2 separate regions of the Homo sapiens genome follow, and region 2 is linked to region 1. The links are chromatin contacts, found by Hi-C or POLR2A ChIA-PET in ENCODE. All regions are on one chromosome and are shown on one strand. Each heading gives the region's core, a stretch centred on a gene start or an enhancer-like site at or near the end of the contact. The rest is flanking DNA. Distances are from core to core; before and after follow the strand shown.

Region 1 (3,277 bases), core at 200-2,699:
TTTGGCTGGTGTGCTCCTTTCATTTCAGGGTGCTTGCTGTGTCTGTTCCCACTCTCTGTGATATTTTGCTCCCCTCTCCCTTGTCCTCTGGGATGTGGGAACGAGTCGGGGGATTCAGCCTTTGTTCCATCCTTAGCCAGGTTCTGAGGACTCTTTTTTTACATGCGGTCAGTGCTCCTGTCACCTCCAGTCCACTGGGGGGCGTCTCTGCACTGGCCAGACCCGTCCCGCTTGCAGGGTTTGGATGCACTCCCTGCCTTCTCACCTTGCACCCAGGTACTCGGGCTTAGGAACAGCAGCAAGTTGTGCCCTCTGTCCCCTGGGACTTTCCATGGCACGACCCCCAGCTCTGTGCACCATGTCCTCTGTCCCTCTCAGCAGCCTTGGAATGTGAGGAAACAGAGATGACGAGACCGGCTGAGGTCACCTGGCAAACCGGTGGCTGACCCAGGATGATAAGATGACAGGGATGCCAGGTAGGCTGAGCTCCCACGCTCCATGCGAGTGCCTGGGAAGGGGTGGGCTGGAGGAGCAGGGGATGAATGGAGGGAAGGGGGCCTCGGGGCTGTGCCCCTTCCCAAACGTGTGACTCAACCATGTGTCCAGTGGCTGTCCCTGCCACAGGCCCAGCCTATTAGGGAGCAAGCCAGGTCCCCAGACCTTGGGGATTTATTCCTCCTTCCGGGGGAGGCTTAAATTTTACCCCAGAAAAGGCAATGTGTAACATAAAAAGCCTCCATTTCTGACATATGAAGAGGGAAAGCCCTCCTTGGAGTCCTTCAATAATAATGATAATAATTCTAAATCCTATTTACTCGGTGCCAGACACTGCTCTAAACACTTTATAGGGCTGGGCTCAGTGAGTGGCTCATGTCTGTAATCCCAGCACTTTGGGAGGCTGAGGTGGGTGGATCACCTAAGGTCAGGAGTTTGAGACCAGCCTGGCCAACATGGTGAAACCCCGACTCTACTAAAAATACAAAAATTAGCGGGACATGGTGGCCCACGCCTGTAATCCCAGCTACTCAGGAGGCTGAGGCAGGAGAATCACTTGAACCCAGGAGGCGGAGGTTGCAGTGAGGTGAGATCATGCCACTGAACTCCAGCCTGGGCGACAGAGCAAGACTCTGTCTCAAAAAAATAATAAATAAATATATATATATATAAACACTTTATAAGTATTAACTTGCTTACACCTCATAAGAGCCCTAAGATGTAAGTGCTTCTTCTTATTCCCACTTTGAAGATGGGGACATTGAGGCAGAGAGAAGCAAAAGGCTTTTGGAAGGTCACACAGCAAGTCAGTGGCAAAGCTAGAAGTCAAGCCCAGAGGATTTCACTCTACACTTGTCAAAAGCCACAGGCTAGGCCAATGTGGGCAGAGGGGCAAGGCTGCTGGAACCTCTGAGATGGCTGGCGCAGCCCCTCCTTGCCGGCCCGGGGTGGCCACAAATGCAAGAACCGGGAAGGGCCCTCTTGGCACCTGACCCTCACCTGGCACTGTCAGCCCTTGACCACTTCCCCGGTGGGTAGGCATGCCACCTGTGTCTGCACCCTCCAGCGACCAGGGGCTCAGCTGTTCCCCTGGATGCCTGTGCTCTCCCTGCTCTGCCCTGCCTGAGCGGAATCTCCTCCTGCCCTTTGAATCCACCCCGCAGTGGGATCTGGCATCACCCTGTGGACCTCCAGACCTGCCTGTTCCCCAGCTCTGGGACAGCACATGTGACTCCTTAAGTCTTCTCGGCTGTAGCCCCTCTGACCTCTACAGATCTAGTAACTTTTCTGAAGTCCACAATCTGTGGCTGTGGCCCAAGGAGCTCTAAGGGCAGTTTGAGGAATTAAAATGAAGACAGTCCTGCAGCCACCTGTGTATGTGTGTCAGGGCTGGCAGGGAAGCGGTGGCTTCAGGGCTCTACTTCCATCCAGCCTCCGCCACCTTTGCCCCCACGGTGAAGGCAGCCTAGTGCACTGTTTCCAGGGTCTGGCCCTTTTAAATTTAGCTGCGGGGAAAAAGCAGTTTGTGCAGGTCTGGAACTTGGAGACAATCAGCAACAGGAAAAAGTCATCCGAGGGGAGCTTTCAGTGAATTATGGAGGTATTGTTCCTGCGCCCAAGGAGCCAGGGCTGCTGGTCCAAACCTCGCTGACCCAGCCCAGGCCTTTGGGGCAAAACATTGCCTGGAGCTGCGTCAGGACAACACAATGTGGGCCTCTGAAGGCCAAAAAAAAAAAAAAAAAAAAAGGGCCAGAGGAAGAAAAATACTGGAAATTCCCTGCATCCCAGTGATGGAAGAGCCTTTCTTGAAAATCAACAGCAAGGGAAAGGTTGCTGCCCGCCCAGGCGGGGCCTCGGGGAGCAGGAGGAAGTCGCAAGCGATATTTTGAGATATTTTCAGTCTGGTGTGATGCCGGTTGATTTTCCAAAACACAAGGGCCTCATGCTGGGAGGAGAGTTGAGGCTGGACTGAAGCTCACCAAGGGTGGGGCCGGGGTGCAGGATGGGCCAGGACAAGAACATAAACAGAAGCTGACCCAGTTGGAGAGCTCTGGTGCTCCAGATGGCTGACTCCCAGGCCCCTCGCCACCCTGGGAGGCCCAGGGGGGTCTCCTGTTGACCCAAAGGCCCTTCCGGACCTCACCTAGGTAGGAAAACTGCAGATGAAGACTGGGATCCCCCTGCACAGAATGCCTGCTAAGTGGCCAGGCAGATTCTGCTTGCTCGCCTCTCCTGATGGGGCACTCACCACCTATTCAGCAGCTCATCCCATTTCTGCACAGCTCTGAGTGGGAGAAACAATAACAATGGTTGTGGAAGGGACACAGCAGTGAACAAAACAAACGCTCCCGTCCTCATGGGGCTGACACTTTAGTAAAGGGACACAGTACAAAAAATTAATAAAATGTATGGTATGCTAGAAATTGCAAACACTGTGAGGGAGAAGATAAAGCAAGAAAAGGGGTAGGAGGCACTTGGGATGCAATTCTGGAAATAGGTAGTTAAGGAAAAAGTTCCTCCTCACTCTCAGCTGGGACCCACCTCCCTGGGATGTCTCGTGGACCCCACTCTGCCCTCTGGGCACAGAGGTTCATCTGCTCCCCCCTAGGCAGGGATAGTCTTGCTCTGTTCCAAATTGAGCAGGGCCAACTCCTCACAGGAAGGGGGCTCCAGCCCTCTCACCCTTCTCTAGGGCTCCAGAGTGAGCCCCTTTCACAGAGGTGGGAAGGACATTGTAAACCCTCTATCTCCATGAAGGCATGCGAAGGTCCCTTTTCAGCTG
Region 2 (3,277 bases), core at 399-2,898, 45 kb after region 1:
GGGGTGAGGAGACCTGCCTGGTCCCCAAACGCAAATGGTCTCCAGACTCCAGGAGGCCCTGAGGTCTGCATTCAGCAGCACCGTGAGTGAGGAGAGTTCATGCTTTGCCAGCCTTTGCCCGACTTTTGAGTTTTCTCTGGCTCTCCTGTGTTCCTCAGCCTTGAGGGTGGGAGGTTCAGGATTCCACCCAGGCTGTCTGAACCCCCTCATTTACAGAGGAGAAACCTGAGGCCAAGAGGGGAAGAGAGAAGTGCTGGGACTTGGTTCCTTGAGTAACCAAGTGGCCACCCTCAGAAAGGCCCAGGAGAGAGATGGGAGAGGCAGACCCCGATTGCTGATGAGATGTGATTAAAATAAATATGATAGGAAAGTGAGCAATATTCTGGCAGCACAGAAGGAGCAGCCACGTGCTTTGAAGAAGAGGCCTCCCTGAGGCACTCGCAGGGTTAACATGGACATTTGAGCAGGGCTCAAAGGGCGAGTAAGAATTTGCGACCTGAAGAAGGGAAGGAAGGACATTCCAAATGGAAGGGACAGTGGGGACCACATGCACAGAAGCACCCGGGTATAAGGGACCTAGGGTGCACCAAGACCAAGGACACACACACAGTGACCAGACTGCAGCAGGGAGGGACAGAAAGGAGGTGAGAGTTCAAGCCCCAAGCTTGAGGGTGTGAAGTGCAGAGAGTCAAAACAGAGGCTGAGAGTGTTGGTCAGCGGTGGTGCCAAGACTCCCAGCCTGGGGCCCTGCGTGCCCTTGCCATCTTTATTGGCGTGTCCCTGACTCTTTCAGCCCTCACTGAAACTATTTGAGGTTAAATAGGAGGCTGCTGTCTCCATGGCTGGAGAAGGGGAAGGTGTGAGTGTAACAAGGTCTTTTGAGGCTGGAGTTTGGCTTGCCTGTAACCCCAGGAGGGGCGGTTGCTCAGTTCACGGAGCAGTCATTCATTATCCAGTTGCTTCTAATCCACCATTCCTTGGTGACAGGCAGAAATTAGTTTCCTTCGAACCTGCTAATTAGAGCTAACGGTTGCGGGGGCTGGGGGGGATGTATTTGGATGGCATTGGCTGGAGGACTAGCCTTCTCTAGGTTTTGCGGCTTTTCAGAATCCTGCATCTGTCCTCACTCTTTGGCCTGAGGACTACCGGGTTTTTGTATAAAGCCCAGCTCTGTGTGGATCCTGCTTCTCCCACGGAGAGGGGGATAGGCTGCGAAGTATTTGCAGGCTTTCTGAATCAGCAGTGATTATGCTCATCCACAAAAGTGCTCACGGTGTTCCACAGTTGGGTTTTGGGCTTAGAGCCCTGAGTCTCTAAGCGTGGAACTGGCCCAGAAAAGGCTCTTTGCTCTCTGCCTCTTGCTGTGTAGCCTTTTTCTTGTGTTTCTTTTTCGGGGCCTCGGTTTCCCCAGAAATGAAGTGATGAGCTAAGTGATTTCGTAGGGCTGTTCTGAGTCTGACGTGACATACTTATTTTCCGTTGCTGCCATGGCAATTTGCCATAAATTTAGTGGCTTAAGACAACATCTGTTTTTCATCTCCCAGCTCTGTGGGTCAGCAGTCTAGTGGGCTCAGCTGGGTCCTTTACTGAGGGTCTCAGGAGGCCAAAGTCAGGGTGTGGGCTGGCCTGGGCCCTCATCTAGAGACTGTGGGGAGATTCCAGGCTGTGCCCATTCAGGTCACTAGCTGACGTCCACTCCTGTGGGACTGAGGGCCCTGCTTCCCTGTTGGCTGTCACGGGGCTGATCTTTGCCCTGGCTGCAGCCTGCACTCCTTCCCCTGTTTTCTGCATGGACTTCTCCAGTAATGGCGGGTTGTGAGTTGACTCTTTCTCGTGCTCTGAATCTGACTCCAGGCAAGTTCTCTGCTTCTAAGGACCTGTGTGATTAGATTGGGCCCACCCAGATAACCAAGGGTAATCTCCACGTTATAACCTTCACAACCTTAAGTACGTCTGCAAAGCCCCTTTTGCTAAATGATGCAGAATATTTGTAGTTTCCAGGATTAGGGAGTGGACATTTTGAGGGCTTTGATTCTGCCTATTACAGTCTTTGATTCTGCCACTGCCATCTGACCCCCCAGTGATTCAGGTCTATCCCAAATGCAAAATATATTCAGTCCATCCCAAGGTCCCCAGAGGTCTCATCCTGTGACAGCATCAGCTCAACAAATCTTATTTGAATCTTGTCAGCTCAGAAGTCCTAAGTCCCATTATTTAAATCCAGTATTGGGTGAGGTTCTGGGTATGACCCATTCTGGCATAATTCCTCTCCATCTATGACCCTGGGAAGCTAAAGAAATAAGTTATCTGCTCTTGAAATATAATGGGACCAGTTATAGACTTCCAGTCCAAACAGGGAGAAAATGGAAGGTAAAACAAAGTCAGATGACATTGCTGGGGCCTCACATCCCTCTCTCCCAAAACTATAGGGAGAAAATGCAATAGAACCAGCAGTTTCCTACCCCCTCTGCCCCCTCCTTACCTCTGTGGGCATTCACTGGCTACAAGTCCACCTGTTATATTCTGGCCCTGTCTTTGGGGTCTTAGGAATACACAGTTGCACAGCTTTGTACCAGTGGGTTAGAAACAACAGGAAGTTTAATTGAAATGCAGCAGAAGGGATCTAGGTTGAAAGGGTAGTGTTTGATTTGAAAAGGGTTTGTTAGCACCAAGAAAGGAAAAGCACATGCTTCCAGCACCTCCTGTCTGTTTCTCAACACTAGGAAGTGGGAAATGCACAGGCTTCTGGGGACATTTGACCCGTCATTTCTGACCTGGGAGGAATTGGGGGAATTCATTTAACCTTCCTGAGCCTCAGCCTCCTCGGCTGTAACGTGGAGATGCTGCTGGGTGCCTCACAGAGCTGTCGTGAAGGTCATGTTATGTGAAGGGTGTTTCGTAGACCACAGCCAGTGTACAAATAGTAGCTCTATTTGTGGTCTGGAACCTGCTATGCCAGCTGGTGAGGGTAGGGGGTGTCCCAGAAGGTTTGACTGTCGTCAGACCTTCCCCTCCCCCTTTGGAATGACTCTCACCTCCCCAAGATAATCTGATTAACTACTGAGTGTATAGAGATCCTGCCCCGGGGGCACAGCACAGGGGCACAGAGGTCTCAACAATGCGGAGCTCTGCCACAGAGGAGGGGAATGGTGCTGCTAGGACAGTCCAGAGGGAGAGAAATTTGGCAGTCCATTTTGGTTCAAAACCATTTTTTAAGAATGTTGGCCAGGCGCAGTGGCTCACACCTGTAATCCCAGCACTTTGGGAGGCCGAGGCG

Evidence for each region. Hi-C counts contacts between places; a loop is a spot of excess contacts on that map. ChIA-PET counts read pairs that join two places held with the same protein, here RNA polymerase II (POLR2A). Pooled maps may share reads with other maps.
Region 2: a map of heart right ventricle shows a loop between it and region 1 (1.9-fold over the local background). The contact joins two enhancer-like sites. A Hi-C loop is called at or near these places in 9 of 168 maps with a recorded cell type or tissue (DLD1, Right ventricle myocardium inferior, astrocyte of the cerebellum and 5 more) and 4 of 50 pooled maps. POLR2A ChIA-PET finds 5 or more read pairs at or near these places in 1 of 52 experiments (WTC11).

Annotation. Positions count from the first base shown.
Region 1 is chr3:14,791,307-14,794,583 of GRCh38, forward strand. No RefSeq gene overlaps it. Among named protein-coding and RNA genes, the nearest start is that of LINC02011, 18 kb to the right of the region's middle. Within about 2 kb of position 1,450, at least 7 of the 41 ENCODE cell types and tissues checked have a DNase peak (open chromatin) inside an H3K27ac peak, as active enhancers do; they include heart left ventricle and heart right ventricle, where a contact is called at or near this core.
Region 2 is chr3:14,836,428-14,839,704 of GRCh38, forward strand. The region is part of intron 1 of FGD5 (FYVE, RhoGEF and PH domain containing 5); the gene reads left to right. Among named protein-coding and RNA genes, the nearest start is that of FGD5, 19 kb to the left of the region's middle. Within about 2 kb of position 1,649, at least 8 of the 41 ENCODE cell types and tissues checked have a DNase peak (open chromatin) inside an H3K27ac peak, as active enhancers do; they include heart left ventricle and heart right ventricle, where a contact is called at or near this core.